2 separate regions of the Mus musculus genome follow, and region 1 is linked to region 2. The links are chromatin loops, found by intact Hi-C in ENCODE. Cell type or tissue: left cerebral cortex. All regions are shown on one strand.

The links. Peaks named below come from ENCODE experiments on the same cell type or tissue, not always from the same donor. Only the 100,000 strongest peaks of a DNase experiment are listed, where the experiment ranks them.
Region 1: it touches region 2 in a loop (5-fold over the local background); 1 of 42 quality-filtered maps calls a loop at or near these places.

Annotation. Positions count from the first base shown.
Region 1 is chr16:94,781,482-94,786,481 of GRCm38, forward strand. All of the region lies in intron 3 of Kcnj6 (potassium inwardly-rectifying channel, subfamily J, member 6), which reads right to left. Among named protein-coding and RNA genes, the nearest start is that of Gm41507, 59 kb to the left of the region's middle. In left cerebral cortex, CTCF peaks have their summits at 2,428 (motif pointing left) and 4,591 (motif pointing left); DNase peaks (open chromatin) are centred at 820, 1,227, 1,935, 2,021 and 1 more place; H3K4me3 peaks cover 780 bases; H3K27ac peaks cover 2,173 bases.
Region 2 is chr16:94,722,319-94,727,318 of GRCm38, forward strand. It overlaps Gm41507 (a long non-coding RNA gene), which reads right to left and starts at 2,826. Exons shown (of 2, transcript XR_876285.2): 1 at 2,425-2,826; 2 at 1,010-2,242. In left cerebral cortex, a CTCF peak has its summit at 2,046; DNase peaks (open chromatin) are centred at 1,850, 2,100, 2,593, 2,637 and 1 more place; H3K4me3 peaks cover 1,548 bases; H3K27ac peaks cover 1,145 bases.

The DNA of each region.
Region 1 (5,000 bases), 59 kb after region 2:
GGCTGAGTAGTGGACAATGGGGTGACCCTAACATTCTGGATTGTCGAAAAAGAAAAGAAAAACCCACATGTCTAATTTTGCCATCTTATTCTGTATGAAAAGTTTGTTAATAGAAGTAGGAAGTAGAAGGCCGTGAAGCCAGGCTGTACTTTTTCTTAATTGACCCGTGTGTGCTAAAACCTGATTTGGAAGAGTCCTGGGACACAGGTTCGGGGGGGTGGGGGGCAAACAGTGCCTTCTGAAGCCCGTGTTTCACAACACTATGATTATATCTTCCCTGTGGGGATTTGCAAGCTGCCAGGGTGGTGAGCCAGGTTTGCACTCAGACCTGTAGACTACCGAACGTGCTAAGCCAGCTAGGCTTAAGCGTGGAGACTCGCTTTTGAAACACACTGATTTTTCTTGGGACAAGGCTCTAGTTTCTGTTAGTGTGCATCTGTGACTATTACAAATGGGACAGACAGAGCTGCTGCGATACAGTTGGCCAGGGGCGATGGCCGTGCGCAGTCAGGGCCCAATTAACTGATTTCATAGTGGCCACAGCATGACTGAAACATTCATTTTGGAGATGAAGTGGAAAATAAAAGCAAGATGAGGGCCATTGCAAGCGTCTGATAGAAACGCACGGCGAATTCAATGGAGAGACAGGAGCGTTAGGTCCCGGAAGACAAGCATGACATTGCAATTTAGTAGTGACGAGAAAACTGACGTCTCTTGGAAACACTGACCCACGTTTGCTGGCTTTCTCCGTTAAGTTTGTTACTGCGCAGCCGCAGCTGTTTAAAGCCCGTCCTGAAATATCTGCAGTGCAGAAAATTGGGACTTTGCAGCAGGCAGAAAGGACTGGCTGTGTACGACTTTCGATGGATTTGGAAAGCCCTGCAGAAGTGGGCGGTGACAATGGAGAGGTTTATTTTTTTCTTTTTCTTTGGCTTGTCTGTGGAATGGGTGAAACGGGAACACATACTTGGGTATCGCTTCCCTAGCACACCCGAAAGGTGAGCATCAGAGACAAGACCCACAGGGTAGAAAAAGCATGGCCAGGCCAAAGGCAGCCAGCCACACACACATAGCTTTCCTTCAGAGGCCATTCCTGGTGCAGATGGGGAAACAGAGGCAGCAGCGGCGTGTGCTGACTCTCAGCTGTTTAGGAGCTGAGCCCAGAACATCCATTGCCCAGACCTCCCCCTTTCCCTTCTGTTCCCCAGCCATGAAGTCTCTGCCTGTAAATGTTGGCGCCCACATTCAGAACATAAAACTCCTCCTCCTCTCTTCTCCCTGAAGGATTAATTTGTTTTCAGTGTTTACATTAGCCAGAGACCAAGTAGGGAATACTCCTAATTCATTTTTTTCAAACGAGATGTTTTTAATAGTTTCCCGGCGTGGGCTGCTTGGCTGCTCTGTGAGAGAAGCCAAGAGTCTGCTCAGAAAACTCGCTTCAGCTACATCAAAACGCTGCTGTCAGGGCCCTCGAGGAGCCCGACAGTTGTCAGTCATGCGCAGACCTCACTGTTTTTTTTTTTTTTTTTCCCCCCGAGCATCCTGGAAATAGCATCCAAGACTGGACTATATCACTCCAAAAGAATAGTGTGTAATGATGGGGCTGTTCCCAACCATAGCTGAGAATACAATACATCACGGACGGGGATGCAAAGATGTTAGACAGGGGTGGGGCGCTTTTCATGGCCGCAAAGCTCTCGTGCTTGGCAAGGCAGGGCACAGCGGCTACTCCTACTCTGGTGTACAGGCAGGCCTGGGGCATGACTGAAGAGAGGGTCAGAGTGAAGGAAAGCTGGTACAAGAGGAGGGTTAACAGGGTTGACCAGAGAAGAGACTGACAGCTGTCAAGCAGGGTCACATGTTCTAGCCACTGTCTCAGGATTCAGCTGTGGAGTCTGGGGAGGCAGGGTAGACACAGACCTGATGATTCAGTTTCCCCATATGTTGCTGGACTCAAAGGAGATGCCATCTTATGGGCTTGACTCCATGCCTGGGCTGTAGTCCTATTGAAGACCTGAGAGCCCGGTGTCCTGCTTGGTCCCTGGACGTGTTGTTCCCACTAGGACACTGCAGAGACTCTCCTGCATACTGTCCACCATCGCTCTAGCCCCGAGGGTCCTCTGGTTCCCCATGTTGGAAATGTGAAGGGTTGGACCAAGACTTGCTGGGAGCCATCATGCGGTTTGAACTTGCCTTTGCTGGTTTTGCCAACCTCAGGAGGAGGAAACTCTTTTTGAATGATCTCATGGTGGGTTGGGGACCGGCACAAGTGAGAGGCAGTTTACCTTAAGGAAGCCCACTCTCAGTGTGTCCTGCTGCTGTCTAGTGTCCCAGTCTGACCTTAGGTTGATTCATTGCGGCAGTTTTAAGGATGAGAGAGAGTGAGCAGCACATGCAATAGATTGACAGGCGCCCCCTAGTGGAACATTGACATCACACTTCCTCCCGAGGCCTGGGACTTTGTAGGAGAGGACACTTTGTAAGTGCCGAAGGTTGGGGTATAGTGTCTTCTGGACACGACAGGGCTGTGGCACTCATGAGCTCTCAGCATGGCTGCCTTCACAAAATCTACCCAAGACCATGGCGGTCAAAATTTCTGTGTGGATAGGGACTGGCTCTTAAAGCTCCGCCTCTAGCTTGGGAGCTATTGGTAGTTGGAGGCTGCTCAGGGGGAGAGTCAGTTTTCTTCAGGGGTGTGGCTCCTGGTACCCATGCTCTACTGTGTGGCCTCACCCCGCACCCAGGAGCATACAGGCAGCATTAATTCACTGGGATCGGGCCATGATGGAGGGGTCTGGGAGGAGTTGGAGCTAAGAGTAAGGGCTGGGTATTACCAGAATACATTGTATACCCGTATTATTTCTCAAAGAATAAATATATATTAGAAAGAGTAACATAGAGTTAATAGCTGTTTGATAAGTCATGGACCCCCCGCGCCCTCTTGGTTTAAATTCCCTGGAATGAGAAGGTTTCTGTGGTGCCGTTCTGTAACTTCAGTGGCAAATCATTTTACTAAACATAAGAGGCATGTATCAGATTTTAGATCATTTAAGGTGTTTTTCAATAATCAGTATATGACTAAAAATAACTTTAGTGGTGTATCTCTCAGTACATTACCCTACGCTCCAGTGAATGGCCTCACAGCCATACACATATGAGCAGCGCTAATCGGTCTCAGTGGGTTGAAAGAACTGATACAAAGCTGAGAGAGTGGCATGTTGAGGAGAGCGGAGGAGGGTGTGTGTGTGTGTGTGTGTGTGTGTGTGTGTGTATGTGTGTGAATATGATGAAACTCCACTATATTCCTTTATGAAATTCTCAGAGACTAGATAAAAATAATATTAAAAAAGAGACTCCTAAGACTAAAATAAGCTTAGCTAAGGAAATGAAAGATTCCCATGCAGAAAAATACAAGGTGATGCTGAAAAAAAAAACCTAAATAAACCAAATTACATGCTATGTTCACAGGTTGGAAGCCTCCATACTGTTCGGATGGCAATACTACCCAAAGTGTACAGCTTTACTGTCGTCTCTGTGAAAATTCCAGCAGCCAGTTCAGAGGAGATCACAGGAGCCCACATGGCTGGAGCCAGATAGCTGAAGCCAGAAAGAATCATGAGAGCCACACATGGCTGAAGGTAGAGGGGGTCACTGGAGCCCCACATGGCTGAAGCCGAAAGGGATCATGGGAGCCCCACATGGCTGAAGCCGAAAGGGATCATGGGAGCCCCACATGGCTGAAGCCGAAAGTGATCATGGGAGCCCCACATGGCTGAAGCCGAAAGGGGTCATGGGAGCCCCACATGGCTGAAGCTGAAAGTGATCATGGGAGCCCCACATGGCTGAAGCTGAAAGGGATCATGGGAGCCCCACATGGCTGAAGCAGAAAGGGATCATGGGAGCCCCACATGGCTGAAGCAGATGGGAAAGAACAGACATGAGAGAATTTCACCTCCTGATGAGAACCGTCTTGGTCACTCTGAATGGCTTTTCACACTTAAACAATGCAATAAAGTAATAAAGTTGAGAGTCTGGAAATAGTCACAGTCACCGTGACCATTCAATTTCAGTAAGGGTGTCACAATTGCTTCATGGGAAATGACAGCCTCTTTGCAAATGCCCCTGGAACAACTGGGTGTATACGTGCAAAAAAAAAAAAAAAAAAAAATTACTCCCTACCTCACCCGTATATAAAAAGGCATCTCAGTAAGAAAGCTAAAGATATAAAATTGATAGAAGAAAACAGTTTGCCATGATGGCTTTGAGTTTGGTAGTGGATGCTTTACTAAGATACTACAAGTAGAAGCAATAAGACTCTATCAGAATAACGTTCTATGCATTAAATGTCATTATCAACAAAGTGGAAAGACACCAAGGAATGGTGAAAATAGTCGAGATGATCTATCAGCTAAGCATCTAGCATCTAGGACACAAGCAGAATGCTTACAATTAAAAAATAATGATCCAGGGCTGTGGAGACGACTCAGCAGTTAAGAGCACTTGCTGCTTTTCCGTAGGACCTGAGTTTAGTTCCTACCACCCATGTCTGGCTCACAGCTGCCTGTGACCCCAGCTTCAGGGGAGCTGACGCCCTCTTCTGGCCTCCATGAGCAACTGCACTCATGTGCACATAACACACATTAAAAATAACTAATAATTCACTTGAAAATAAGCAACCCCCCTGACTAGCCCATGTAGATGCATGGAAACACCTCAAAATGAGCTATTGTTTTCTACCTCACCTCAGTCATAAAGCAACGAGGCCAAGTAACCATGGACAGAAACCTCAGACGCCCGGAAACCGCAGGAACTTCTTCCCACTTGGAGTGACTTCCCTAGGCATTCTGTCACAGCAGTGGATCGCTGACTGACTAACATGCCTTCTTCATTCTGGCAGGTTTGGGTTCCTTAAACCATGGGGTCTCTCTATTTCCTTCTTTTTCTTTTGCGTACATTGGTGCGGGTTCTCTGATATTGTTTTTTGATTTAAAACATTTTTT
Region 2 (5,000 bases):
CCTTTTGGAACTCCCGCTCAGAGCCCACTGGCTGTGCCTCTGATAGGGACCTGCTGTCTTTTGGGAAAGGCACAGACAGCATAGCGCTCGGGCTATGCTGGGAAGTGGGTGGGAGAGGAGAGGAGCAAGAGAAAGGTAAGGTCAGGAACCAAGAGAAAGCTTATCAGCTCCCGGACTCTAGAATCACCTGGGAGATGGGTCTCTGCGTACACCTGTGGGGCACTCTTGATGGTGCTCAGTGAAGTGAGCAGAGCCCACGCCTTCATTGTGGGCGAGACCATTCCCTAGGCAGAGGATCTTGGACTGTATTAGACGGAGAACACCACCAAATATTCCTCCTCCTGTTTCATGACTGTGGGTGCCCTGTGACCAGATGCTTCAAGCTCTTGCCACTGTGGCTCCCGCTTATGGGTTCCCCTTGACCTGAGCTGCGGGGAGAGCAAACACTGACCTGTACAAAAAATACTCATACATCACAAGGAGAGGGCTGACTTCAAGCCAGGTGCACTCAACGCTCTGAAGCGACACTTGCTGAGCGCCTCAGAAGAGTCAGGGAAAGCCTGCTCGGGCTTCATCTTCCCTCTTCCAAGCCCAGTGGGTGCAAGGGTGCACGCTCTCAACGAAGGGCCCAGTAACAGCGCCCAGTCAGGCACAAGGAGGGGGTTCAACTGGTGTCACCTGGACAGGGGACCAAGTATACTGTTCACTCCTAACAAGTGCTGAAGAGCACACGGCAGACCCATCTCCTTTGACCTCAAGGTCACTTAGTAGGACCAGGGAGGAAGGTGCAGGTGAGGCGATAGCACGGGTCTGAGATGCTTGCTCTAGGCGTGGGCGGGGCAAAGCTCTCATCTTTCTGAGCATCAGGTCTCAACCCTCCTGGGCTGTGGTTGCAAAACACACTGTGCCATGGGCCACCCCAGCCAGATATGGGGGTCCCCGGAACGAGGGTCTTCGAAGGCTAGATGGGTAAGGATTTGGCGGCGACCAACAGAAACATACACAGAGGCAGTTTGAATCTGAGTGTATTTTTTAGCTCTCAAGCAAGGATTTTTATGCATAATGAAATAAGTATTACAACTCTTAGAAGATGTGTTTAGTGGGGCAATCACGGATTGGACAGATAACATCATTGTTATTTGGCACAGCAAAGCACAAAATCATCCGAGGCTAATGGCATATTTCCAAGAGCGGGTTAATACATTTTATGGTCAGTTATTATTTAACATCTAGTACCTGATTTTTTTTTTTTTTGTGAATCTTCAAGGTGTGAATTTTAAATTCTATTTTAATTCTTTTTTATTTAAGTCTTTCTTTACCATATACCAAAGCCCACTTCTGACAACACACACGTAGCCACGTGAAATTTTGTTGTTGGGAAAGTTTTGAATCTATCATAATACTATTTTGTAATTTTGTAAATGATTTATGTTTTCTGGGAGATAAGGTCATGGCTAGTGACCCCATCTCAAGGGATGGTTTCTTATCCAGTTTCTCGATTAAAATCTCATCCTAGGCTATCAGGAGCATCTTGTAAATAAGAAAGGAATAGAAGAAGATAAAACAGATAAATTGCCATGAGAACTACGGCTCAATATTTTGCTCCGGCCAAGAATTCCACAACTGGTTCCAGGAAGCCTCCTTCTTTTGAAGCTTTAGCCTCAGTTTGTGGAACTTGTCACACAGATTCTACTGGGGTTGGTGTGGCAACAATGTAAGTTGTTGGGCGATGAGATCCCAGGGGCTAGGCACAGGCAGACTCAAACCCTAAGAGACTGTCTGATCCTGTTCCCATGACAACCGTCCGCAGCTCACATTGGCTGGCGCTCTGATTGGCAGTCTTGGTGGCAGAGTGCTCGCAATGCAGGGCGGGTGCAGGTCTCCTTCCTGGGATGTCCGCAATTGTCTCCGCTCAGGCCTCCCTGCAAAAGTCTTCAAGGCCGTGTTCCCTTGGGAATGCTGATGGGACTTGAGTGGCCTCAGGGCTTCCAGAATGGACCTATGGGGACGCCCTAGTGTCTTTTCTAGGAAAGCTGCTGTTTCTTTCCCGGAAGAAGGTGGCGGGCTGATGCTGCCCTGGTTCCTGCGTGAGTGCGTACGCGTGTCTGGGAAGTCACGTGTACATCTTAACGTCACACTTGCCGAATTAGGGATTCCTACCAGCCTCCTCCTAGAGTCAGCTTGTTGCGTCAGGAGTCCAGAAGGTCGCTCGCTTGGAAAAAGACTCTCTGCCTAGAGGGCGCTGGGAAACGGAGGAGGGTGTGGGTCATCAGCAAAAGGTGCACCCGCTCCTGCCTGCCATGCCCATGTTTCAGCCCCTTTGGGCTGTTTCATCTTTCACTCCGTAGGACAGAGATTGAAGAGGTTTCAACCCTGATCTTTTTGATCATCAAAATTCAGACATTCTCCCTAGCCCAGCCTTACCGTTTATCTAGTTAGAGCAATGAGATACAAGAAGCTTTGCTGTAGGGATCCACCTGTCCTGGATTTGTAGTCAGAGCGCACTTGGTGGATGCAGAAGGGAAACCGGCTCAGGACAAGCGTGGGCGCTCACCACAGAGCAAGGGTTGCTTCCTGTGCGTTCTGACTCCTGGTGTTACATCCCTCCTTTACGCTTGCTGACATCGCCTGTTGTCCTGTGGGTATTCCGAGCTTAGCAGCTCCCACGTTGCTTGTCTCTGAGTGCACCACAACACACACACACACACACACACACACACACACACACACACACACACACACACACCATGTGCGCGTGCGTGAGCGCGGCGCGGATCCAGCGTAGGCTGTCTGAGGCACTCCCTCTCATAGCCAATGTTGGCTAAATTCCATCCATCTTCCCCTTTAGGATGTTTTTATTTTCTGTGCCTTTCCAGCCCATGTCAGCGTGACACTCAGGTCTTCGCTGCAGTCAGCAATTACCTCTCTCTGCTCACCAGTGAGCTAACTTCTGGCTTTCTGGGTATATCTGCCAGTGATAAGACCTGCCCTTCCATTTACTGGTCTTGTTTCCTCTGTCTCTATATCTACGATATCTACGTCCTCTGCCCACGTGCTCACTTGAGGAAACTCAAGTGAAGCACTATATATATATATATATATATATATATATATATATATATATATATACACACACACACATATATACATGCATGCATACATACATACATATATACATACACACATGTACACTATATACATACACACATATATATATAGACACACACATCCTTCATATCCTGTATATATACATGTGTGTGTATATATATACACACACACACGTACACATATATACATACATATATACACACACATATATACATATATATACATATATATATATGGCCATATATGTGTGTATGTATCCTTCATATATATATACACACATGTACACATATATATACATACATATATATACACACATGTACACACATATATACATACATATATATACATATATAAATATATACATATATATAAGGCCATATATGTGTGTGTATCCTTCGTATATGTATACACACACACACATCCTTCATATCCTGTATATATATGTGTGTGTATATATATATGTATGTGTATATATATCCTTCATGCACACACACACACACACACACATATAACCAGATGCAACTTTCATGGATCTGTCTTCACCCTCCCTCCACCTAATTCAAGACAGGCTCTCTCTACCCTTGCTGCCCTCACCTTCTAGAGCACGGGTCAACCTGTGGGTTTCAACTCCCTTGGTGGTCACATATCCGATGTCCTGCATATCAGATATTTACATTACAGTGAGATTCATAACAGTAGCAAGATTATAGTTATGAAGTAGCAATGAGATAATCTTCTGGTTGGAGCCACTACAATGGGAGGAATTGTATTAAAGTTAGGAAGATTGAGGACCGCTGTGCTAGAGACTCCCCTATTTGCCTCTTACTCCCAGCAGTGGTACTGGGGTGCAGATGCCTCCTTTGCTCCAGGCTCCACAATCTCCCATGAGATTGTGAGATCTGAACTCGGGCTGGCAGGCCCACCTCACAAGCATGTTACCCATTGCTCTATCTCCCGGTCCAGGATGGAGCTTTGATTCCTGCCTCTGGTCCCTGGCTTTCCCATGCAGACCCAGTTCATCCAAATGACAAGCAGTCTTCTGATATGCCTAAAAAGTTTTTTAACATGCTTATTTTAACTAGCTCTATTTACATATAGTAAAATTCATCAATTTTAGTGTTTGATGGTTTAATAAATGCATATACCTATGTACCTATTACCTGAACTGACACATAGAATATCCTATCAGCTGTCCCTTGTCTCTCAGGGATCCCTTGGGACTTTTATCTATTTAACTTTCTTTGCCCCTGAATCCAGAAATGAGTATGATTCTGTCAGTGCAGTGAATTTCTGCTGTAGGTTAAGATAAATAAGGCCATGTAGTATTCCTCTTCTTTTTGTTAAAAAATTCTTTTAATGAAAAACTATTTTATTTTATGTATATGGGTGTTTCTCGTGCATGTATGTCTGTGCACTGTGCAGGGCGAGGGTATCAGATCCCCTGGAGCTAGGTTTCCTGATGATTGTAAGATGCTGTGTGGGCAATGGGAATCAACCCTGGGTCCTCTTAACCTAGGAGCCATCTATCTCTCCAGCCTTAAGGGTTATTTTTATTTTTATAGCATGTGTGTGTACATGTCTGATGAGTGTATTGCACACGTGTGCAGGAGCCCACGTGTTGAGAGCTTTTGGTGCTTCTTTTAGGGATTTGGCATCTGTCACTGGGCTTAGACAAGAATAAGAATATCAGAAAAAGCCAGGCGTGGTGGCGCATGCCTTTAATCCCAGCACTTGGGAGGCAGAGGCAGGCAGATTTCTGAGTTCGAGGCCAGCCTGGTCTACAGAGTGAGTGCCAGGACAGCCAGGGCAATACAGAGAAACCCTGTCTTGAAAAACCAATAAATAAATAAATAAAAATAAAAAATAATCAAAGAACATAGGTATTAATTTGA